Regions from separate parts of the Mus musculus genome. Here regions 1 and 2 are each linked to region 3. The links are chromatin loops, found by intact Hi-C in ENCODE. Cell type or tissue: heart. All regions are shown on one strand.

Evidence for each region. Peaks named below come from ENCODE experiments on the same cell type or tissue, not always from the same donor. Only the 100,000 strongest peaks of a DNase experiment are listed, where the experiment ranks them.
Region 1: a loop joins it to region 3, with 3 times the contacts of the local background. A loop is called at or near these places in 8 of 42 quality-filtered maps.
Region 2: a loop joins it to region 3, with 4 times the contacts of the local background. A loop is called at or near these places in 10 of 42 quality-filtered maps.

The regions. Positions count from the first base shown.
Region 1 is chr12:71,135,731-71,143,730 of GRCm38, forward strand. It overlaps Timm9 (translocase of inner mitochondrial membrane 9), which reads right to left and starts at 945. Exons shown (of 5, transcript NM_001286203.2): 1 at 825-945. It overlaps 2700049A03Rik (RIKEN cDNA 2700049A03 gene), which reads left to right and starts at 1,118. Exons shown (of 30, transcript NM_001163378.1): 1 at 1,118-2,308; 2 at 3,925-3,998; 3 at 5,135-5,204; 4 at 6,320-6,389. The coding sequence starts at 2,110. In heart, CTCF peaks have their summits at 3,782 (motif pointing right) and 5,634; DNase peaks (open chromatin) are centred at 851 and 1,451; H3K4me3 peaks cover 3,206 bases; H3K27ac peaks cover 2,561 bases.
Region 2 is chr12:71,045,086-71,053,085 of GRCm38, forward strand. It overlaps Arid4a (AT rich interactive domain 4A (RBP1-like)), which reads left to right. Exons shown (of 24, transcript NM_001081195.1): 9 at 1-18; 10 at 1,029-1,105; 11 at 2,109-2,275. Among named protein-coding and RNA genes, the nearest start is that of Arid4a, 33 kb to the left of the region's middle. In heart, a CTCF peak has its summit at 6,117 (motif pointing left); DNase peaks (open chromatin) are centred at 3,266 and 6,186; H3K27ac peaks cover 938 bases.
Region 3 is chr12:70,965,830-70,973,829 of GRCm38, forward strand. n-TKctt17 (a tRNA gene) reads right to left here and starts at 3,363; the gene lies at 3,291-3,363. It also overlaps a transcript of Psma3 not described here. In heart, CTCF peaks have their summits at 2,860 and 4,100 (motif pointing right); DNase peaks (open chromatin) are centred at 2,522, 2,582, 3,182 and 4,162; H3K4me3 peaks cover 2,448 bases; H3K27ac peaks cover 2,294 bases.

The DNA of each region.
Region 1 (8,000 bases), 170 kb after region 3:
AATTCCTATTGTTTCCCGATTCAAAGTCTAGCCTCAAGGAAGATGAGAACCACGCTACTTGGGGGGTGGAGTCCCAGGTCTGACATTCGTTACAAATTATTTACTCAGGTCACTTTACTGATTGCTGTTGCAGTTGCTCAGCGTTTTGAAATTAGAGGGGAAAGGTCATTTTTTTTCATATCTAACTTTTATATAGAAATTACAGAAGTTAATTCATCCCTAAGGTCTCTTGCAGCTCTGACATTGCCATTCGGTCTTTTAATACACTTATACAACAAATCATGAACCAACAGATAAATCTACAACAAGAGAAAATGTAATAGGTAGAAAAATGATTAATCTATTATACTTTAAAAAAATACATTTTAAAAGCTTCTAGCAAGGCGTAATGGGAAAGCTCTAAGCAGTGCGTTCTCCAATATGAGACCTGGGAAGGGTGCGAGCCCTTGTACCTAATGACATAAGGCATAGTGTGCAGACAGGGTAAGAGCCGAGGAAGTCTAGATTTTCAGTAAAGGGGCTCCTGTCTGACAGCTCAAGGTCATCGAGTGGCTGGCTACCTTGTAATCTCAAAGCGTGCCCCCAAGCGATCCAGTCCCGGGTGGGCGGTGTCTCGGGGCCTAGGGTCCCCACCCTCGGGGTGACAAGGCCTCCGGGACACGGCTGGCCTCCCGCTGCGCCGCGCTGCCGGTTGCGCAGCCCCACGACCCGCGTGCACGCGGCGTCTCCCTCCGGGGTACCTGCCCGCTCCCTTTCCCGAGTGAAGGCTGTCACCCCACTGGCCGCGAACCCGGGATTATGAAAGCAGAGGAAAGGGACCATACTTAGCCACAGGATCTCGCCTCTGACACCGGGACCGGGCTGAAGAGCTGCGGGGCAGGTAGCGTGTGAGCTCGGAGGGTCAGTACAGAGCGAGCGCCGCGCCGCGGAAAGCTGAGAACACGTGGGGGCAGTGATGTCAAGCATGGCTTCAGACCCTTAGACGCAGATTCGTTACCACGTGGGAAAATGTAGGAAGAAAAGCAAGTGCCCAAGCAAATTCTAAAAATCATCTAAGAATTAACTTTTGTGATTATCTGTTCGTCAGTGCTCTCTGTACTTTTCACTTCCTTTTCCACGGCAACGGAATCTGTCGAAATTTCTAGAAAGCCTAATATGCTTAACCTACTAGGTTTCTAACGGTCTGCAGTTCCTACAGTGTAAATAACCCTTGATAAACAAAAGTGTTTATGGGCTAATCGAGAATTCGCCATTCCTCTAGGAATACTTAGTACTGTGTCCAAACATAAAGGCGATATTCTGCCTTTAAAAAAAAAAAGTCACATCTCCTGGCAGTCTTTTATGTTGGGAGTTTGTTTCCACCCGGACACGAATGGAAGAGCACCAGAGCACTCCCGTTCCGGTCGGGGGGGGGGGGGTTGGATCTTTGCGCGCATGCGTGCTGACGCTCAAGGGCGGGTTTTCGGGGAAGACGGTATTGACCCGCGAACAACCGAAGCTGTTATTCTATCAAAATCAAGACGGCGTGTGTGCCGGACTCTGTGGAGACTCTGAAGACTAAGTTGAGGTGTCCGAAATTGCGTCCTGACTCGTAGAAAGAAATCTACTAAGCTCTTATGAGGGTGGTGTTTTAAAAAACACGATTTTAACGTTGCCTGCTCGTCTGGGTCTCCTTAACAAATCCTAACCCCGCCTCCACGTCTGTTGGGGTTTTCAGCTGCAGCTCTGGGTTTGGAGGAGTGCGTTTTTATTACGGTTCCCGTGGCTTCTCTTTTGCTCTTGGCATAATTCCTTTGAAATTTATTTCTTCGATGCATTAACAGACTCAGTGGGATCAAGACTTTTTGTTTTGTTTTGTTTTTTGTTTTTGTCGTATTTAGCCCTGGATTAAATGTCAAAATCGAAATTTACAGCTTTATGGATATTTTGCCTATAGACTTTCTAAGTTAATGACTGCTTCATAATTATTTTTGGAACTCAGGTGTTTTTCAAATTCACTTCCACCATTACTTCTTTTCCTGGTACTCAAGGAGAAACTGCGTCCTTAAGTTTTGAGAAGCTAGAATTCCCTCTGTTAAGAACGGCGGGACTTGATTTGTGACTAACCAGATGAAAAACGTTGAGTTTAGCCTGGAAAGGGGGCAAAGGCTTAAAATGCCAGCGAGGAAACTGCGAGAGATTGTTTCTCCAAACCAAGGGAATAAATTGGCTGTGGTGGAAGATGAGCTGCCCCGTGTTCCTCCAGCCCTGGCTGCAAATAAACGTCTTGCTGTTGAAACGAGGACTAGTTCTAATGGAACGTTATGTGGTATGTGATTCCAAATGTTTCAGTTTCCCACCCAGTTTACGTTTTCTCTCTCTCTCTCTCTCTCTCTCTCTCTCTCTCTCCCTCTCTCTCTCTCTCTCTCTTCCGAGACAGGGTTTCTCTGTGCAGCTCTGGCTGTCCTGGAACTCACTCTGTAGACTAGGCTGTCCTCGAACTCAGAAATCCACCTGCCTCTGCCTCCCAAGTGCTGGGATTAAAGGCGTGCGCCACCACTGCCCAGCCAGTTTCCTTTTTTTATAAGTCATTAGTCTTTATCACTATTTTGAGTTGTGCATTCCCCCAAATTTAAAGGAGTCAGTGTTTACATTCAAAAATGTAAGATACAAGTCTGGTTTGTAAAGATGTTTGAAAAGTAACTTGGTTCCCTGGGGAAATAGGATTCAGCATGTAGAATGAGAGAGACTTGACTATTTCCTCTTGTGCACCTCTGCCTCCCGAGTGCTGGGATTAAAGGCATAGGCTGTCTGTTAAATCAGAGTTTTATATCAATCTAGTGTTTTTTGGTTTTGAGACAAGTTTTCCCTTGTCCTGATTGGCCTTGATCTCACAGAAATCTGCCTCTTGAATTCTGGGATTAAGGCATGCATTACCATGCCTGGCTATATACAAGGTTTGTTCTGGTAAGTCTCATATTTTTTTTTTTTTCTGCATTGGATAAAATATCTTTTAGGGTTTTCAAAAATACCACTTTCAATTGTGTGTCTATGTGTAGGTGTCTGGAAACGAGTTCAGGTGCCCATGGCAGCCAGAGTAGCTAAATCTACCTAGAGCTAGACTTAACAGGTGATTGGGAGCCGTCTACAGGAGATTCCAATCTCCAGTCCTTTGCAAGATCAGCAAGCACTTTTATCTTGCTCTGCCATCTCTCCAGTCCCTGAAAATGTTTTTTAAAAAAGACATCTCATTTTATTTTACTGAGAGAGGATCACATTGTGAAGCTCTGCTTGGCCTAAAACTCACTCTGTAGACTGGGCTAGCCTCAAACTCAGAGAATTTCCTCTATCTCTGCTTTTAAGCATTCCAGTTAAAGACCTTCCACACCATGGCTGCTGTTAAAACATTTTAGATCTCACCTGCTTACCTTACCTGTTTTAACTCAGCCTTATTTTGTTAAATAATGAGCTATAAAGTCTTTCATTAGAATGTATTTAAATATATCTAATTTCTCTTACAGGAAAGTGACTTCACATTTGGTTTTTACATTAATACAGAGATTCTCAGTTCTTGTATCATGGCTACACAGTTGCTAAGGGTCAGGTTTTGATTTAAAAGCTGCTCAGATTGGACCCGTGGCTCAATGCTAGAGCTTACTGTGAAAAGAGCCTTGGTTGGGTCCCTGGGAAGAATCACAACCCAGCTCTCAGGGACTCTTTTTTTTTTTTTTTTTTTTTTTAAGATTTATTTATTTAATGCATAAGTATACTGTTGCTATCTTCAGACTCACCAGAAGAGGGCACCAGATCCCATTACAGATGGCTGTGAGCCACCATGTGGTTGCTGGGAATTGAACTCAGGACCTCTGGAAGAGCAGCAGTCTGTGCTCTTAACTGCTGAGCCATCTCTCCAGCCCACTCTCAGTGACTCTTTTGCTTTCTTAGGCTCCTTGGATTTAACTTCTGCAAGACTGTATCACCAGCCTCTGTTAGAAAGTCCTCCTGCGTCCAAGAAAAGTGTAAGTAAAAGAATTCCAAGTCACGTATGACAGGGAACGTTTTGATCTTTGTTCATTTTTATCACGTTTTTAACCTTTGCTGTGTACAAGTAAGAATGGGGGGCCATTTTTGTATCTGAAGGTCAGAAGACAACCTTCAAGAATGTATTCTCTCCTATTACGTGAGTCCCAGCAGTCAAGTTTGAATCTTCAAGCTTGGCAGCTGGTTTCTTCATCTGTTGAACCATCCTACCAGCTCCAGCAGTGTTTTATAGATTATGACTTGAAGAGTGTGGGACATACAAGCATCTGTTGAATTGTTAATCTTGTTTTTGTTTGTAAATTAACACCCATCATCACCTTAACATTAAGAAAAAAATTTTTTTTTTCCATTTTCATTTGTGTACACGGTATGTGTATGTGTGTTCATGTTTGTGTATGGAGAGGTAAGGGGCATGTGTACATGTCATGGCTTGAGCTTGCTGTCAGGAAGCATCTTCCATTGCCCTTCCACCTTATTTCATTCAGTCAGGGTGTCTTAGTCTAACTGACCACCTGCCCTTGGGCTCTCCTGCCTCAGCCTTCCTCTCAGGGCTGCAGTTCCAGGCAGGCTGCCACACCCTCCTAGCATTGACTTTGGTTCTGGGGATCCGAGTGCTGGTGAGGCGAGCGTAACTGCTGAGCGTCTCCCCAGCCTTTTATGTTTAGTGGAAAAAAGGAAGGGGAAGAGCAGCATGGGGTCCGTCTCAGCGCGGAGCCCCAGAGATGGGTTCTAGGCTCACACTCGAGAGCCGGAAACCGGAGCAGTAGATGTGACCCACACAGCACAGCCTTGTAAGGCAGCGCGTGACCTCAGTGACTAAGAAAGCCGTGCTTAGGTTGCAGTGTAGACGGTCAAGTGTGGATTTGAATCAGTTTCTTGTTCCACTTCTGTGTGTGTGTTCACTTTGTTACGTCTCACTATTCTGACTGCACGTTGCTCATTCACTGAGAAATCCTCGTGTGCTTCAGAGCAGCTATGGAAGGTGTAGTGTTGGGAATGACGTAAGTAAAGTGTGCAGACCTGCCTTCCCGGGTCTCAGTGCTCAAAAGGCTATGAATGTCACTCTGCTAGTGCTAATTTAAGCTCATTCAATCTTACTCTTTTATGCCCAAAGGATTTTTCTAAAGATGCTGTAGTTCGGCAGTTACCTTTGAATAAAACAGAAGAGAACAACGCACCAAAAGGTAAATTAATACAGTTGACTCCGCTTAATAATCCGCTTGATAAAGCTGAGTTAAAATGTACAGAAAATACTTTATTTCATTAGTTTTGAATGCACAGTTCTGTGACATTGACCTTGATAACATTCAGTGACATCGAGCCAGGGTTACTATCATTCACCTCTAGACGTTAAGATCCCCCCACTGGGCTCTGTGCCCTCACTCCTCACTCTTGCCCCTGTGACTTTGACCAGCTCAGGTACCTATGTCAGTGGCATTATACAGTGTTAACCTTTGTGACTGTTTTACTTTACATAATGTGCTTAAGCTTATCCACATTGTAGTATGTGTCAGTATTTTCTTTGTAAGGATAGAATTGGCTTTTTTAAAAATTTAGGGTAATTTATTATTTTGTGTGGATAGGTGTTTTGCCTGCCTGTCTGTCTATACACAGCACTCTTGCAGTGCCCAAAAAGGCCAGAGGAGGCAGTCAGATCACTTGGGACTGAAGTTATAGAGGGTTGTTAGTCACCATATGGGTGCTGGGAATTGAATGCAAGTTCTCTTTAAAAGCAGCTGTGCTCTTAACTGCTGAACCATCTTTCCAGTCCAGAACTGGTTTATTCATTCAATAGCTTAGTAGTATTTATTTTGTGCTTGGCATCAAATCCAGGGCCTTCTGCATGCCAGGCAAATCTATTGTCTGTATCCTGAGCTCCTATTATTTTAATTTTTGGTTTTCTTTTCAAATTAGGTTACCAGTAGAATCTAAAATCTATAAAAGGATTTACACAGGAGAAGCCTATTTTGCTATTACAAACTCATTGCAAAGGTTTGGTTTGGGCTCTTTATTTTATTGTGTTGGCCCTGGCTGATCTAGAACTTGCTAGAGTAGACCAGGCTAGCCTCAATGGTGCAGGGAACTTTGTGCCTCTGTATGCTGAGTGCTAGACATGAGCTGCAGATCGAAAATTAAAGTTCATTTTTTTTTTTTTTTGTTTACAAAGTATCAGGGATCGAACCTAGGATCCCATACATTCTGAGCAGGCGCTCTGCCACTGAGCTACATCGCTAGCCCTCAGTCTTGGCTCTCTTTGTTCTTCAGAATCTAAATATATTTTTGTGTTTTAATTTTTCAGCAAATGACATCTTTATTTCTCAGTACACCATGGGACAGAAAGATGCTCTGAGAACTGTTTTAAAGCAAAAGTAAGTTTCATTTACAAACACACTTATAGTGGTATGCTACCTTAAATTAGAAGGAAGCTGTATGTTAGCATATGTTAGATAATCCATACACAGCGATTAAGAAGAACACAGCAATGTTTTAAAACTGACCACAGCGACTTGTAGGGCTGTGGATGTAGCTCAGTGGCAGCATGCACAGTCTAGGAGTGTGAATGTAGCTTAATGCAGGCTCTACCTGCCCTCTGCCCTGCTGTCTTGTTCACTCTAATTGTTAGCACAGCCCCCGTATCTGACAGTGTGCACAGACGGCAAAGTAACTGGAGCTGGAACAGGAAGAGCATTGCATTTGGTGGATCATCCAGACACGTAAACCGTGGGGTGCCTACTTATTCAGCGTGGCTCTGCTGCAACTCAAAAGGAGTTAATAACGGGAGAGATCAGCAAGTACTATAGAGACAGGCTTGTTGAAAAGGCATCAACTGTATTGCATCCAGGGAGGAAAGTAGTGACTTCGGTAGAAGGTTGGGAGTTCAGAAAGAAAAGCTTGACATTAGCTGTGGGCCCAATGCTTATTTGTGTCTTCAACAAGAAGAGCTTTGTGACTCCACATAGATGGTGTTTGGCAGAGGCAATAGCTATATATTATAAAGTTGGGCAGCCAGAAGAATGGCATTGTGTGGTGGGAGGCAGTCTCATCTGAGAAAGCAGGAGTCTCATGGGAAAGCCTGTGGGAGTTGGACTCCGCCCCCTACTAAATCGCTGGCTTTGGTCAAGTAAACCCTAATACCTCCAGACTTCAGTCTCATTATGTAAAATTAAAAATAAGGATGGAAGGCCGTAATAAGATTCTCTACCTTCCCAATTCTATCTGTGGCCGTTGTCATGTAATTATGATGAAGTAATTGAGAAAACTTGGTGACTCAGTTGGGTATGACGAGGTCCGAGATGGAGAAACCAAAGTGACTTGATATGTTTGAGGTGCTCAGAGAACAGTTCCTCTCTTAGCTACGAGGAGGCATCAGAGAGAAGTAAGTGCCAGCACATTCACTGTGCTGCCCTCGGGCCTGATGTGAGGGAACTCAGGGCTGCCCGTGGCAGGTCCCTGCCTACAGCGCTTGAACTCACTTAGTAATTCCTATGTTTTGGTTGATTTCGCCAGTTTGTTTTGGTCTAAATTGAGAGTGCAATGGACTAGCTCTTTTAAAAAACTGAAGCCAGATATCTGTCTGTTTGCTTTGTTCTTGTTTTGTGGTAAGGGGGAATGAACTCAAGGCCTTGGGCATGCTAGCATGTAGCACAGAGCTATTATCCCATCTTGCTGTACTCGTGTGAGGCGCACTGCCTAATGGTGTGTTTGGTGCTCATTAAATAAGTAAGCCAGCAGAGAAAGGGAATTATCGTGTGAGCTAGATCAGTTATGTGCAGCACAGGCACAGGGTAGATTGGTGGTAGCCACAGGCTGGTATAATGGGAAATGGGGAGATAATTACCAGAGAGTCCAGTTTCAGTCAGGATGACTACGTAGTAGAACTTTTTATGTAGCCTGACAAGTATAGGAGATACTAATTACTGATAGAGTAGCTTAAAATGTTCTTACCATAGAATAGTTGTGTAAGGTAATGGAGATATTCA
Region 2 (8,000 bases), 79 kb after region 3:
ATTTATTGATTCTAAATTGTGAGTAATGAAACACCATCCAGTAATGATTCATAGGGCTGGGACACAGTGATTGGCCACCTACCATAAAGGGACTCATTCAAGTTGAAACTGAGAGGTTGTTATTACTGTGCTTATGTAGGGTACCTTTAGCTGATAAATTTTATGTAAAAATAACAATAAGTGGCAGCAGTATTAAAGACCTGTATTTGTAATTAAAAATATATATAGTTTATTGAAAAATTTCATATTTTTATCATGTGCTATTTCATATTATGAATTATGAAGCTTCTTAATAAACTATTGGTAAAATAAGTATTTTCACTTTTAATTTTAAAGAAGACTTTGAGAAACTTTCCTTTAATTTTGTATTTTTATTAAAACAGTAAAATTCATATTTTTAAGTTGTTCTCTATGAAAGATATACCATAGTATATATAATCATAAAAATATTTTAGCAAATTAACAAAAATTAGGAAATATTAAACAAAATGGGTGTTATCTATAAGTATTGAAATGACTTTGTTGATTGAAACTATTGTCTATAGGAAGGTTGTATATTTGGAAACATTGTAAATTCCAGGCTCTCAAATAAGAGTACTTGAGTACATGAAACTTAAAAGATACAACTTTGCCTCCAAGGTTTTTTTTTTTTGTTTTTGTTTTTTGTTTTTTGTTTTTTTAAGATTTATTTATTTATTATATGTAAGTACACTGTAGTTGTCTTCAGATACACCAGAAGAGGGCATCAGATCTCATTACGGGTGGTTGTGAGCCACCATGTGGTTGCTGGGATTTGAACTTCGGACCTTCGGAAGAGCAGTCGGGTGCCCTTACCCACTGAGCCATCTCACCAGCCCCGCCTCCAAGGTTTTACTAAGGATCAGGGCATTATGGCCTTTGGCTTTTATAAAACACTATTTGAGGAAATAATTTTCATTTCTTGAGGTCTTATGTATGTGTGGATATGGATTGCTTAAATGATGTTTTTCATTTAATAAGTAGTTCTGTGTTTTGTTCTTTTTTCATAGTTATTCTATAGCAAGAAAGGACATTAAGGAACTGGACATTCTCACTCTACCAGAATCTGAGCTCTGTGCTAGGCCAGGTACGTGAAAGCAGAGTCAGTTTATTTCATGATGTGACCGTGTTTAGAAAATAACAAGTACTGACTATTACCATATTCACCGTTTGGAATCCTGTATCTGCCCTGTCATCCGTGGGCTGCGTGTGGCCCAATACAGTGTCAGTAACCTTACAGAGTGAGCGTTTCTGCTGCTCCTTGCCTTGTGCCTGCGCTCGGTTTCTGAGTGTGAGCCTCACAGATAATGTGTTGGACACACCTGAATGATACTCTCACTTAATGGCATTTTTTTCATGTCTCGATAAAATATTTGGTTTGTAAATTGTACAGATTTAACTCTGCATGTTTGATCGTTAGTATTTCTTCTTTCAGAGGGGTGCAGAAGGGTTGTCTCTTTACATAGGCCTGGTTGTTCTGGAACTCACTGCGTGGCCTTGAACTCACAGGGATCCACCTGCCTTTGTCTCCCAACTGCTGAGATTAAAGTCATGCACTACCACACCTGGGCTGACCTAGTTCTAGTAGTGGGGCTAGAGATGGCTCACAGGTTAAGAGCACTTGTTACTGTTACTCTTGCAGAGGACCCAGGTTTGGTTCCCAGCACCCACATGGCGGCTCACAACCATCTGTAATCAGTTCTCGGGAATTTAATGCTACTGGTGGACTGGAGTCTGCCCATAAATAAACACAGGACAGTCATACATAAAATAAAAGTAAATTCTTTTCTTTAAAAGGCGATTTCTAATCTTTGCCAGGCTTGGTGTCACTTAAGAGGTGTCCATGTTAAGGTCGCAAGTTCCAGGCTAGATTGGGCTGCATAGTGACACCCTGTCTCATAGCAGTAAGCAAACATAAACGCCTACAGATTGTAATAAAATCTACATGGTCTTCTGACTCATGAGACCCCCTGATTTCCTCTATCATTTTGAGAATAATGGGTGGACTTGGCTTGAGCCTTCAGACTGAGCGGCTGGCATCTCCCTCCCCTCATTCCGGAGCAACTGCCAAAGTCCATGTTTCCTTTCAGGGCTGCGAAGAGCAAGTGTCTTCCTAAAAGGTAGGATTGTTCCTGATAATTGGAAAATGGATATAAGTGAAATCCTTGAGTCCTCCAGCAGTGATGACGAAGAATGCCCAGCTGAGGAACATGAAGAGGAGAAGGAAAAAGAGGCCAAAAAGGAGGAAGAAGAGCTGGTAGGTCAACGCTGTGGTTTGTTTGTTTGTTTGTTTGTTTGTTTTCTAGTGAAAATAATACCTCTATGCTTTTGCTCTGGGGCGTTTGTTTTTGTCTGAAACATTTCTTAGCTTAATTTGGTTAAGGAGTTGTGGCTAGTTGGCTTAGAGTGTAGTGTATAAATCAGGACTGGTTTTCAGCATAAAGTTACCAAAAAGTACTTTTCGAGGTTAATCAACAAGGTTTTGGGGAGGGGGGGATCAGGTATTTTCCGTGTTTACCAGTTGTCAGTGTGTGATGTCATTGTTACCATCCTGCTTTCAGGGTGCTCTGAGACTCAGAAGTTAACTGTCCTGAGCTGGCACAGCTAAAATGTGCAGTGTAGGGATTTGAACCCCGGTCTTGTTTCTCCTAACTTAGAAACCTTTTAGGGGTTAAATATCCTAATTACATCCAAAGAAAAACACACCTGGCAGCTTGACAAATCATAGAAAAAACTGTAGATTGTGATTTTATCATGAGTGGGTTTCTTTGTACTGCAGCCGTGTTGTGCATGCTCTGATTGTAGGTTACAGAAGCCATCCATAGGGTTACCGTGGCTGCTCAGATGCTGCCAGGCTGTGGAGTCGCCAGGGTTTTGTTAAACGGGATGAATTTTCTAGTGTAATTTCAGTTGTTGAGAGGCAAAACAAAGCATGAGTTTATTGAAAACGACCACCTATTTGAGCATGAAAAATTCTGCCTTGAAAATGTGCGATGCTTTTGTTTGTTTTACATGCACACGTGTGAGCTTTTGGAACGCCACGGCTAGATTTATATGTGGGGAAGAATGTATGCTGGTTCTTGCCTTTGACTTCCCCTGCAGCATTTGGCTTTTTACACTCTGAAATCAGAATGGCGGTTCATACTTACAGGCTGCCGACAGAGTTGCCATAGTAACATGCTGTTGGTTTTAAGTGAGCATGCTCAGAAAGACAGGAAGGGTTAGCAGAGGCTTGGCAGGTTGCCAGTGGAGGTTTGCCAGCTGCTTTGAAATGGGCTGTCTTTCTCTTCCTTTCATGTAATGTCTGATTTTTATGTGGAAGAGAATGTAAGTAGTGCTGTATCGCCCTGCGGATGCTGTGACCTCAGAGGGGACAGCAGATATTTGCCAATCAGACTGACATGCCCAGAGCCTGCACTAGTAGAAGGGGAATCTAACCGTTTTGCATTTGAAAGGAAATGCAGCACATAGGTAAGACTTTTTTTTTTAATATTTAGTTATTGTTTTGGTTGACAAAAAATGAGATTAAATACAATTTTTAGGTGTTGATTATATGGCTGGTACGGTAGAGCTCATAACCAAGCATAATTGTTTCTTGTAAAAGACAGTAGGAATCTATTTTTAGAAGATTAGAGGGTAAAGGGGATTTTTCTCCAACATAAGATAGCTTTTGGAATGACTGTGCTGAGACAATTTGGCAAAAAAAAAATTGTCTTAGGATTTAAATTTTGAATATTAGATGTGATGTCTGAATTTTATGTGTATTTAGTCTTAGGTTGTGTGTTTCAGGGTAAATAGGCCACATTTTCAGGGTGTGAACTCTTAGCAGGCTGTGGTTAGCTGTTGGATTTCTATTGAACATTAATTAGGATCTTATATCGCCAAATGCTGAAAGAAGGGTTAGTCTCTTTATTTCTGCTAATACTTTTAATTAGTGTCCCTTCCAGAATGTATTTTCCCTATCCCTCAAAAAATAGCCTGAAATTTTAAACAAAGAGGCTAAAAAGAGCTTTGAAAGAAGTTGCAGAGGTGCCTCTAAGACAGTAAATGGTGTCTGTGTTATAGTGATTAATTCTGTAATAGTGTAATGTTTCATCCAAGTGGCTAGTGAGAAATGCTAGGAAAAATGCACAGAGCAGAGGCTAAAATTTGCAGGAATAACAGCAAAGAAAAATTCAAAGATAAGGACACTTAGAAAAATAATGTCTCCTTACAGTGTGTCTCTTATGAACTTGCTAAAATTTAGTGGGTACGGTTGCTTTATTCCTGACAGAAAAATAGCAAAAATCACAAACTGTAGGCATGCTTTATGCAGTTTATTCTACATTATTTCTCAGCTGCTCATTTTCCCACTGTTTGGTCAATTGCCACAGGCTTGTTGTAAAGTAGTTCTCTGGCCACCTTAGTGGGCTTCCTTTAGTGAGATCGTGTTTGTTTCAGGGGAAGGATCAGCTGCATTTCCTGCTCTTGGATTTGAGATTTAGTTGCTGAATCATTCTAACTCATCTTGAAGAATAATTCTTAAAACAATTTAACATGCTGATCAATCGAGAGCTGCTTCAAAGCACACATAGCAAGAGGAGAAACCGGAGTGTGATGTGCACTGGCTGATCTGAGGAGCCAGGGCCTACCTGGCTTAGTCATTATGGGCCTTCCCCACACCAGTGAGGCTAACTGCTGTATTACAGTACAGAGCATAGTTCTCCCTCAGATGAAGGGATGCTGGGCTGCTTATGAGGATGGGATGCTGCTCTACAAGGATCTAAAGATCCTTTGGAACATTCTGTAAACCATTAAACAACACTGTAGATCGTCAGCCAGGGTAGGCTAGCAAGCATATGCTGCAGAATCATACAAGTGTTGGTGTTTGTGCAGTGCGAATGAGCAGTAGCCTCTGTTCGTTAACCGTGCTGCGGGGATTCAAGCATTAGTTGGAGCAGTAAGATTGGACATTGTGCAGCTTTCCAGGGGCAGGAGCTTTTTTATTTAGTATTTTATTTCCTACTCAGAGGCCACGTCAGGCTTTGAGTGTAAGCAGCGTGTCTCAGGCTGTGCTTGGAAGAGACTTGCGGATGGGGCAGGAATACTTCCTGTCTGTATTGGTAATTGCAACACATAGATAACTAGGCCAAAAAGAGCTGCTTAGAGATGATTTTTGTGGTCTTATTTAAATGTCTTTGTTAAGAAAGTTTTATATTAGAAAAGACATTACTAATTTTTTTTAGCTTGGAAATTTATTGGAAAGTCCAGATGAATAGAAATGATAGGAATTATTTATTTCTCTTGACTTAGGTTTATATTGGATAAATGTAGGGGAGTTTTCTAAGGGTAAGATGTTAAAAGGTTAATTATCAAGAGGAAATTAACCAGTTTTAGGTTAAATCATCATGACTTTATCAGTAGACCTTGTGTATCAGATTTCATGTGTAACAATGAAAATTAAAATTAGTGAGTTTTTTTATAAGATCTACTCTTTTTGGTCTAATGTATTGACATACTCATTTTTCCAATCTTGAAGCTTTTGTAGGGATTACCATATTTAGTGCCCAAGATAATTTTCCATTGTTGTAAAAGTCATAAGTGCTTAAGTTTTTAAATTCCTGGAAATATGACTATTCTTTTTTTTGGTATTTGAATCAAATGTCATCTGTGTCAATCTCTGCCCATGTAGGTTATAGGCATTTGCTGGTGACTATTCAAGACCACTCTGTGTATAGACCCACAGTAAATGCCTGATAACTCAGGAAAACTGTAATGTCAGTAAAGCTTAAGGTTTTAAATTTTAATATAGATATCAAAGCTGATTTTAATAACTTCAGTTACCAATAATAATAGGCTTTAAGTAGATTTGACACAACCTCCTTTAATGAATACCTTAGATATTAGCTTACATTCAAATACAACAATTTGCTTAAATTTAGACTATTAAACAAGGAAATGAAAAATAACAGTGGGCTGGACAGAGATGGTTAAGGGGCCAAGAGCATGGCAGATTGTGCAAAAGACCTCAGTCTGGCCAGTTTGCTACTTAGCACCCACATGGCAGTTTACAGACATCTCTACCTCCAGCTCCAGGCGATCCAGTGCCCTCTTCTGGCTTACTCAGGCACTGAATGCATATGGAGCACTTGTGTATGCAGGCAGAAACATACATACACATTAAAAAAGAGAAGTCTCTTTATTCTTTTAATTTTTTTTTCTTTTATGAGCACACTGTGGCTGTCTTCAGACACACCAGAAAAGGAAATCATATCCCTTTACAGATGGTTATGAGTCACCATGTGGTTGCTGGGAGTTGACCTTAGGACCTCTGGAAGAGCATTCAGTACTCTTGACCATTGAGCCATCGCTTCAGCCCCGAAATCTCTATTTAAGAAGTCTTAATGAGTTTTTAAAAGTCGTTACTACTTCAGCCTAAAACATAAACAACACTAAATTCACATAATGAGACTAATAAGATTTATACATTTGTTCACATAAATTTAGCTACATTTTAAAAATAGTTATTGTGTAGAGGTGTTCTATCTGTATGAATGTCTTTGCACTACTTGCATGCCTGGTATCTGTGGAGGCCAGAAGGCGGGAGTCAGAATCCCCTGGAACTGGGAATCAAATCCAGGTCCTCTGGAAGAGCAGCCAGTGCTCTTAACCATGGCGCCATCTCTCCATGGTTAAAAAAAAAAAAAAAGTTTTACGTAATCATACTTTATATTAGAGGTCATATAAGAGGTTTGGGTGACGTTAAAAACTTGATGATAACCAGCTGGTGATGGTGCATGCCTTTAATCTTAGCACCTGGGAGGCAAAGGCAGGAGGATTTCTGTGAATTTGAGGTCAGCCTGGTCTACAAACAGGGTTACATAGAGAGCCCTTGTCTTGAAACACACACACACACACACACACACACACATGCAGTATTTGCAAACAAATAATAAATAAATAAGATAAATAAATGGTCTTGATGAGAGCACGACTATCACATCTTGATTATAGTGTATGTATCATTTCAAGTGGAAAAGTAATTTATTGGGTTTACTTTAACTTTTGAAATGCAAGAGTCATAAAATTATTTTAAGTGGGATGGTTAAATTGTAAAACAGCATCTTGCAGTAAATATATCACTTCCTTTGTGTTCCTGGAAGTGTTTGGCATGTGTGTAACAGTGAGGAATGGTATTTCAGTGAGGAATGGTATTTCTGTAAATTTTAGGATCTGAGTTAACTGGTTCTCCAACTATTACTGGGTAATTCAGTGTTTGCAATCAAGTCATCTTCTTTGAATGTCACCTTGTCTCCACTCCGGCTTTGGAAAGAAACCCCCTAAGTTTCGGGTGGGAGCAGATTATGAACCGCATGAGGCATGAGAGGAGACTTAGACCCAACAGCCTGTTCTTTTTCCCAGGCACACTTGACAGCGTGTCGCCCTCTGAGAGCCAGGTCCCTGGGGTTCTGCTCTGGATCAGAAGTCTGAGTCTATCAGCTCCCTCTCCTCCTCCTCTAGCCCATTCCATTCTGTTCCCGCCTCTTCTGCCCTCAAGTTTCCTCCACTTGTCTGTCTGTCTGTCTGTCTGTCTGTCTGCGCTTACCCTTTTGTCCAGGTTGCTCAGTTGCATCTGTCACTGTGGTGTCTTGTCCTCTCATCACAACCAGAACAACTGCTGACAGTCACCAGAGACCTTTAACCAAACAACAGTGTTTCTTATCTCATCTGACACCTTAGTAGCACTCAGATGGCATGACATTACATTGGTTTTCTGGTTTACTTCCCAACTAAATGATAGAATGACCCCAAATCTCTGTGCACACCTCAGATGTCTCTTGGCTACAGACATTTATATAAAACTGTCTGGAATTTTTTTCATGTTTATAAGTACTCAAACTCAGTATGCCCACAGCTTCGATTACCTCCCTTCCTGGCCATTCCTAATCTATTTTAATAAAAGCACCACACCCAGTTGCCTAAGCCAGATACACAGAAGGCAC
Region 3 (8,000 bases):
CAACTGCACCCTAGGGAAGGACAGTTCACTGGAGGAGGGCCTAGCATCACTGGAGCAGAGTTCACAGGGGGGGGGGGGTGCAAATTTAGCAAGAGGGAAAGTGAACTCATCCATGGAGCACTCCAAAGGTGGGAAGTAGGAGAAAATGACTCAAGTGGGTGGCCAATCACTGGAGTCTTCATCCAGCAACTGTTGGAGCAGATGCACCAATGGCCAAACACTAAGTGGAGCTCCAGGAACCTCACAGAGAAGGGGAGGAAGCACTGTAGGAGCCAGAGGGTTCGAGGAAACCAAAGAACACGGCCAGCAGAATCAACTAAGCAGGGCTCATAGAGACTGAAGCAACAATCACACAGCCTGCATGATCTGCCTTAGGTTCTCTGCATGTATGTCCTGGACCTGTAGCTTGGATTTCTTGAGGATCTCCTAACTGTGGGAATGGAGTGTGTGTGTCTCTCTCTGACTCTTCCACCTGCTCTTGAGACCCATTTCTTCTTACTAGGTTGCCTTGCCAGCCTTAAAGTGAGGGTTTGTGCATACTCTTATTGTACCTTGTTGGGATACCCCTGGGAAACCACTTTTCTGAAAGGAGATGGGTGGGGGGATCTTTGGTATGGGGGAGGGCGGTGAGAGGGTGATTGAAGAAGTGGAGAGAAGTGATGCTCGCTCGGGGTGTGTGGGAAGGGTGGACAGAGAGGAAACGAAGGTCAAGATGGAATATGTGAGAGACGTTTTAAAGGGGGATGGCATCAGGAGAGTATCCGTGTGGTAGAATGCCATGGACCACCCCAGTCGGCTATTGGGGTCCCTGGAATGAGGGTCCTTGAAGCTAGGTGGGTAAGGATTTGGTGGTGACAAACAGAAACAAACACAGAGGCAGTTTGAATATGAGTGTATTCTGCAGCTCTCAAGCAGGGGATTTTATACATTAAAAAACCAAACATTACATCTCTTAGAAACTATATCCGGTAAAACAATCACAGATACCAACAAAAATCATTTGGCACAGTAAAGCACAAAAATCGCTGGGCGTGCGCACGCCTTTAATCCCAGCACTCGGGAGGCAGAGGCAGGTGGATTTCTGACTTCGAGGCCACCCTGGTCTACAAAGTGAGTTCCAGGACAGCCAGGGTTATACAGAGAAACCCTGTCTCAAAAAAAAAAAAAAAAAAAAGGCACAAAAATCATACAAGCATTACAACTCTGAAACTATGTATTCAGTGAATCACAAACATCATTATAAACCATCAAAATATAACAATTCTAGTGGGGGCTGTCATCCAAGGCTAGTGGCATATTTTCAGGAGCAGGTTAATAAATCTTTAACGGTCAGTGCTCTTAACCACTGAACTAACTTTCCAGCCCCATGGTCAATTATTATTTAACATCTAGTGCCTGGTTTTTTATAATCTTCAATGTATAAATGTAAACTATTTTAATTCTTTCTAATTACGGCTTTCTTTACCATATACCAAAATCCACCTCCAATGACACACGTGTAACCATATGAAATTTTATTGTTGGGAAAGTTTTTATCATAATAGTTTTGTAAATGATTTAGGAAGTAAAGTGTTGGTTTCCCTTGGGATAAGGTCATGTTAGTGGCCCCATGGTAGGGATGGTTTTCTACCCATTATTCTTGCTTAATATCTTGGCCTAGGCTAGCTACCAGGAACATGTAAATAAGAAAAGGAATAAGAGAAAACAAAACAGATAGATTGCCATGAGAACTACAGCTCAATATTTTTTCTCCGGCAAAGAGTTCCACAACCGGTTCCAAGAAGCCCCCCCCCCCCCCTTTTGAGGTTGTTCGTCTAAGTCTGGAACTTGTCACACAGATCCTACTGGAGGTGGTGTGGCAGCGGAAGTCAGAGGAGAGGTGGATCCACAACAAAGTGATCAAATTTGTGATAGGCCAATGGTTCCGGCATGGCAATTAACTATTAGGTTTGGTAAAATGAAGATGATGGGCTTTTTGCTGACAAGTAAGGGAACAGGAGAAGGACATAAAAGTCTGACAGGAATAGTCCAGAAAACGCAAAATGTAGACCCAGCCCCGGGAAAGTGGTGAGAGATCCAAGCCCCACAGCATTAACGGACTGATGAATGCTTTTGGCTAAATTGTTTTTGCCCCTTTCTCAAAGAGCAAGCTGTCCAACCCCAAACACCCCTCTCTTGCCAAAAGGCCAATTATTAGTTATAGCTTTGTTCTTCTTTTCATCTGCTCATCACAGAAATAAGATGGTTCAACCCACACCTTTTTTCTTTTTGAGTCTAAGCCCAGGCTGGCTTCCACCTCACAACAGGTTACACTTCTGCCACCCAGCCTCTCCTGTGCTACGATTACAGGGTGTGCCACCACACCCCGCTTAGGAGACCAGAGAAGCAGGCGTGCACCTCTGTAAATTCCAGGCCGGCCTGGGCTATGTGGAGTTCCAGGACTACGTAGGCACGCCTCGGAGAGAGGAAGGGTGGGGTGGGGTGGGGATGCTTTCGGTTCGCTTTGGGATAAACAGCAGAATCTCGGCACGCTGAAGGGAAGGACCATCAGTCAGGAAATTCGATCGGTTTAGTGAAGGAGAGGAGGCCGGCCTGGAGGAAGGAGCGGGGGCCCTGAGGGACCTGGCCGCCCAGGAGCCTCTGGCGACAGTCGGTGGGCCGGGTCGCCCCGTTATCAGACGCTAAAGCAGAAGGGAGGGAGGTACTTCTGCTTCTTCCCTCACACATCCGTCAGTTCCAGGCGAGTGAGTCTCAGAGGGCAGCCCAAGGCTCCACGTCCCGAGAACTCGGGAAAGACGATGCTCGGGTGCTCCCCTCCCGCACCCCCAAAAAAGCCCTGCAGCGACCGGAGGGAGGCGGAAGTGAGCAGAGGAACCTCTGCAAATAAGGAAGTTAGTCCTTTCCATGGCTTCCCTCACCTACGTCTGTTTTGACATCCGATCTCTTGGGATTTGGAAAAACAGCCAAAATCAGCGATCACAGTTTTATTAGGAAAAAAAACAAAACAAAACAAAACAAAACAATTGAAACTATGAGAGCTAGCACTCCGAAAGCATTCTTAAGAGAGTAGTAAATTCCTGTTCCTGCTTTAAGCCCGAGCCGTGGGCGTAGGCCTGAGTTTTGGAGTGCGCAAGCGCAGTTTGAGAACTGTGTTTCCTGTAAAGATGATTAACATTGAAAGCGTTTAAATTATCTAAGTTTAGGTTAATTCATCTTAGCTGTGATAGAACTTGCAAATCTTTGACAGTAAATTTGAGTTTTTGAATGCTTTAAAGTACAAAAAGAAACACCGCCCAACGTGGGGCTCGAACCCACGACCCTGGGATTAAGAGTCCCATGCTCTACCGACTGAGCTAGCCGGGCAGATGTGATTTGGCTCCGATTTTATACCTTTTGAGAGTGTTCATCTGCAGTTGCTTCTCAGGTTTGCTTGTTTTTTTGGTCTTTGTTCTGTTCTTTTTTTTTTTTTTTTTTTTTTTTTTCTTTTACTATTTTCTGTTTCTGAAAAGAAAGTATAACCGGTAATCTGATAAAAAGTTGAAAGTATATTCTCTGAATTTGAAGCTAAGAATGCAAACTCTCACAGAAAAAAATTAATAAAATAAAGGGGGGAAAAGGCCCCCAAACAACAAACAAAACAAAAAAAAGGAAGACAGAGTTGTTAAATACTAAGAATAAGTGAGAATACGTCCTTAATTCTCATTATGACAAGCCAAGACGATGGAATATTAGCCTATGAATCCATATATATTTTGAGCTACAGGTGAATTTATCAAGGTAAGGGATTTTGCGCATTTCTGAGATGCATGTGTCTGTTTGGGGATGGCTATTAATCCTATTTTTCGGAATTGCAGGTTAAAGCCTAATTGAAAAACAAAAACGGGTAAACCTAAATTAAGGAATAGCCAAATAGTTTTTTTTTTAAAGATATCATAAACCTGAGATTGACAAACAATTTCCATAACTCTATCCATAAAACATACAAACATATAGGACGAGTCTCCTGGGATGATTTTAAAGTATAAGAGGTGTCTTGAAAGGTTTAGATTCTTTCCAAAGACGTAGTTTATGTAATGGGTATTTTGTCTGCATTTACGTCTGCGTACCAGGAGAGGGCATCGGAGCGGAACGCACGAATCTACAGTTACTGATGGCTTTGAGACGCCATGTTGGTATGAGAAATTGAGTTTAATTGCTGAGCTATATCTCTCTGAACCAATAGTTTAGGCTCTGTAAAGTAGTCCTAGGATCGGGTGTAGTGGCGCATGCCATTGAAAAACCAGCCTTTGGGAGGATCTCTGAGTTCGAGGCCAGCCTAGTTTACAGTTCCACCTCAGCTAAGTCTACACAGAAAGAAAAACCCCTAGTGAACCGAGGACCTAAAGATTTAAAAACGTTAAGCTTCGAGTGCCATAAACACTAACCCTTTCTGCCTTCACAATTCAAACTGGTTTATTAATGGCTATTTAGAACTTGGTAGATAGAATCTGGAGGTACTCTTTATCTTTTGCAAATAATTTATTTATAGGTGGCGTGAGGTAGCTCAGGCCTGTAATTCTAACATTCAAGAGGCAGAGGTAGGAGAATTGCTAGATCTTTTCTTAAAACAAATAATGAGCCAAATATTTAAAGCAGCAGGACGTGGTGGCACTGACATGGTGGCACTGACATGGGCTTTGTTCCCTGTTCTGCTGAGGAAGAAACAAACAGATCTCTAAGAGTTCAAAGCCAGCTGGGTCTACATAGGAAATTTCAGGCCAGTCAGGGTTGCACATTGAGATCCTGTTTCAAAAGAAGAATTATAAAGCCGGGCAGTGGTGGCGGGCTCGCCTTTAATCCTAGCACTTGGGAGGCAGAGGCAGGCAGATTTCTGAGTCCGAGGCCAGCCTGATCTACAGAGTGAGTTCCAGGACAGCCAGGGCTATACAGAGAAACCCTGTCTGGAAAAACAAAAACAAACAAACAAAAAAAAGGTAAAATTATAGTAATAACTACTTTAAAGATAATTGGATGTGTATAAAATATAACAGTACCTATTTTGATAAAGTTATTGAGTATTATAGAACCACTGTTTAAGTGATTTGTTAAAATCATATTACCTACTTTTTGCAAAGCTCTGTTAGTTGCTGGGCCTTGAAAGTTCATCACCCTACAATAAAGAAGTGTAAAGCCTTACCCATTTCACAAGTACTACTTCTAGAAGTCATTTGAAATAACTTTGAAAACAAACAAACAAACAAACCCATTTAAGTCTTGTACGGAATCAAGCAAATGTGCAAAGGACCTCAGCTTTCACCTCAGAGCCTTCCTCTAAGATACAAGGTAAAGCAATAATCCAACTGCCACGGAAGCAGGACGAGACCCCACACTGTCCGGGGATTGATGCAGCCGATACAGAGGCACTCAAGTGCTGTGCACTGCACACAAGCAGTAAATTATGTAGATGTTTAGCTGGATACTTAAAATTTGTAGAAGTTATAGTTCATCTTTGAGGTGAGCCCTCCTGTAAAGATGGCCTTAAATCAGAACCCCCCAGGAAAGAACTACAGCTACAGTGCTTTATTGCTATTGATTTGGGAGTTTGTCATTATTATTTTTATTATTGTTGTTGGTTTTTGAGACAGGGTTGTCCTGTGTAAGAGCCCTGGCTGTCCTAGAACTTGATTTGTAGTCAAGGATCGGCTTGAACTCACAGAGATTCGCCTTCCTCTGCCTCCAATGTACTGGGATTAAAAGGTGTGTGCCACTATTGGCCGGTCTCATGGTCTCATTTGTTTTTGTTTTTGTTTTTGTTTTTGTTTTTGTTTGTGTGTGTTTTTAAGACAAAATTGTGTTATCTAGGCTAGCCTGAAATTCAAGAGATCTTCCTGCCTCGGCCTCCCACATATGAGATTGCAGGCCCATGCCACAACACTAAAATAGTACTAAAGAACTTTAATCAGAATTAGGGAAGTGTTTTCTCCAAGTAAATTCACATCTTTTACTTAGCCATTCGTTCAGGAATAAAGTATAATCACTATTCACAGTGTTTTCTCAGCAGGAAGGAGGAACAACGGAATTTCTGCTCTCCCCTTCCCTTCGGCATCCAGTTACCCAGTAAACCTACAGATCTGAAATCCATTCACACATGTCCTTGTTACTGCTCTAGTCCAAACCATTCTTCATTCCTAATCATCTACAAAGATGCAATAGCGTTCCAGTTATGCCTGCGTTTCCCCATCTATCAGGGAGAAACAAGAGATGGTCTAAAAAGTTAAACCAAACCATGTCAATTAGCTGCTTAAGAAAGGTCTGATAGCTCCACAGTAGAAAACTAATAAGGTGAATGAAATGATGGACTGTCTACATTTAGCAACTATGGGCATAAGGACATGTTCAAATAGCAATCCTCAGACATTAAAATTAATGAGTAAAAAGGTAAAGAATAGCAAGATGTTTACCTACTCCCAACTTATCATCACATAGTTTCCAATTACAATTATAAACGAAAATGCAGAAACAATAGAGAAACTTTAGAGACATTAAAATGATCGTTATTAGTAATAGAATAGATTGTCCACACCATTTACCTCCTGCTACAACACTCTGACATGAATGCAAACTAATGGTGTAGTAGTATTCCCACTGGAAGTGAAGCACTTGACATGAAAAGAAGTCAGAAAAACTAAATTAATGAATATCCGGTTTGTTTGATTGTTTGGTTTTTTTTTTGTTTGTTTGTTTGTTTTTTGAGACAGGATTTCTCTATGTAAGTAGCTATGGCTGTCCTGGAACTTGTTCTGTTGACCAGACTGTCCCAGAACTCAAGAGATGTGCCTGCCTCTGGCTCAGAGTGCTGAAATAAAAGGTATGTGCCAATACAGATTTTTTTAAGATTTATTTTTATTACTTTTAATGTGTGTGTGTGTGTGTGTGTGTGTGTGTGCTGCCTAACCTGGGTGCTGTGACTCAAACACAGGTCCTCCAGAGGAGCAGCCCATGCTTTTAATTGCTGGGGCATCTATCCAGTCTCAGCATTAACATCTCCTAAGAATACAAAGATTGTAAACGCTGAGGTTGATGGCATGGCTCAAGGGTTAAGAGCAAAGAAACTCACAGCCACTTGTAACTCCAGTTCCAGGAGATTCAAAGTCACCCTCTGTTCTCTGTGGTCACCTGTTCTCACGTGCACACTTCCTCCCCTCAAACATGTAAAAATAATAAAAATACTACTACTAAGCAACCCTTTTTCCACACTCGGAGGGAGGCTGAAACACAACGAATGAAATGTGTGCTGTTGGTTTTTCTTTTCTTTTTCCTTTTTTTTCTTATGAAAGACATTACCTAGGCTTGGAGTGATAAACCAGGGTTGTAATTCCATCTTTAGGTAGAGGCTGAAAGATTAGGAGTTCAGTGCCATCTTTGGCCAGCCTAAGATACTTGAGACTGCTTCAACAAAACAACGAACCAAAATAAAGTTGATTGATAGTGGGTTTTTAAAAATGTGTTTTTATTGATGTTTGTTTTGTTTTCTTTTTAGACAGGGCTCTTATATTGCAAGCTGGCCTCCCGTCCCTGCCTTCTGCATCACCCTGCTGGAAAATATTTTCTAGCTATATAAAATAAAAGTCTCCAGATATTTATTTATTTTGTTTTTTTGAGACAGGGTTTTTCTGTATAGCCCTGGCTGTCCTGGAACTCACTTTGTAGACCAGATTGACCTCGAACTCAGAAATCCGCCTGCCTCTGCCTCCCGAGTACTGGGATTAAAGGCGTGTGCCACCACGCTCGGCTCAGATATATTTTTTTAAATAAAAATATTTCTAACGTTGTATTTACAATTGGGATTTAAAATCCACCCACCACTAGGTCAGGTTCCATGCCCACTCCTTTGATTTATCTGTTGCCCTCCCTCCACTTAATACTTAAGATCATAACCTGATAGTTGTTAGAATGAGCCGAGCAACTGGAGTCCCCCAAGCCACCTTAGCCTTTCCTAACGCTAAGTCTCATAATCTTCC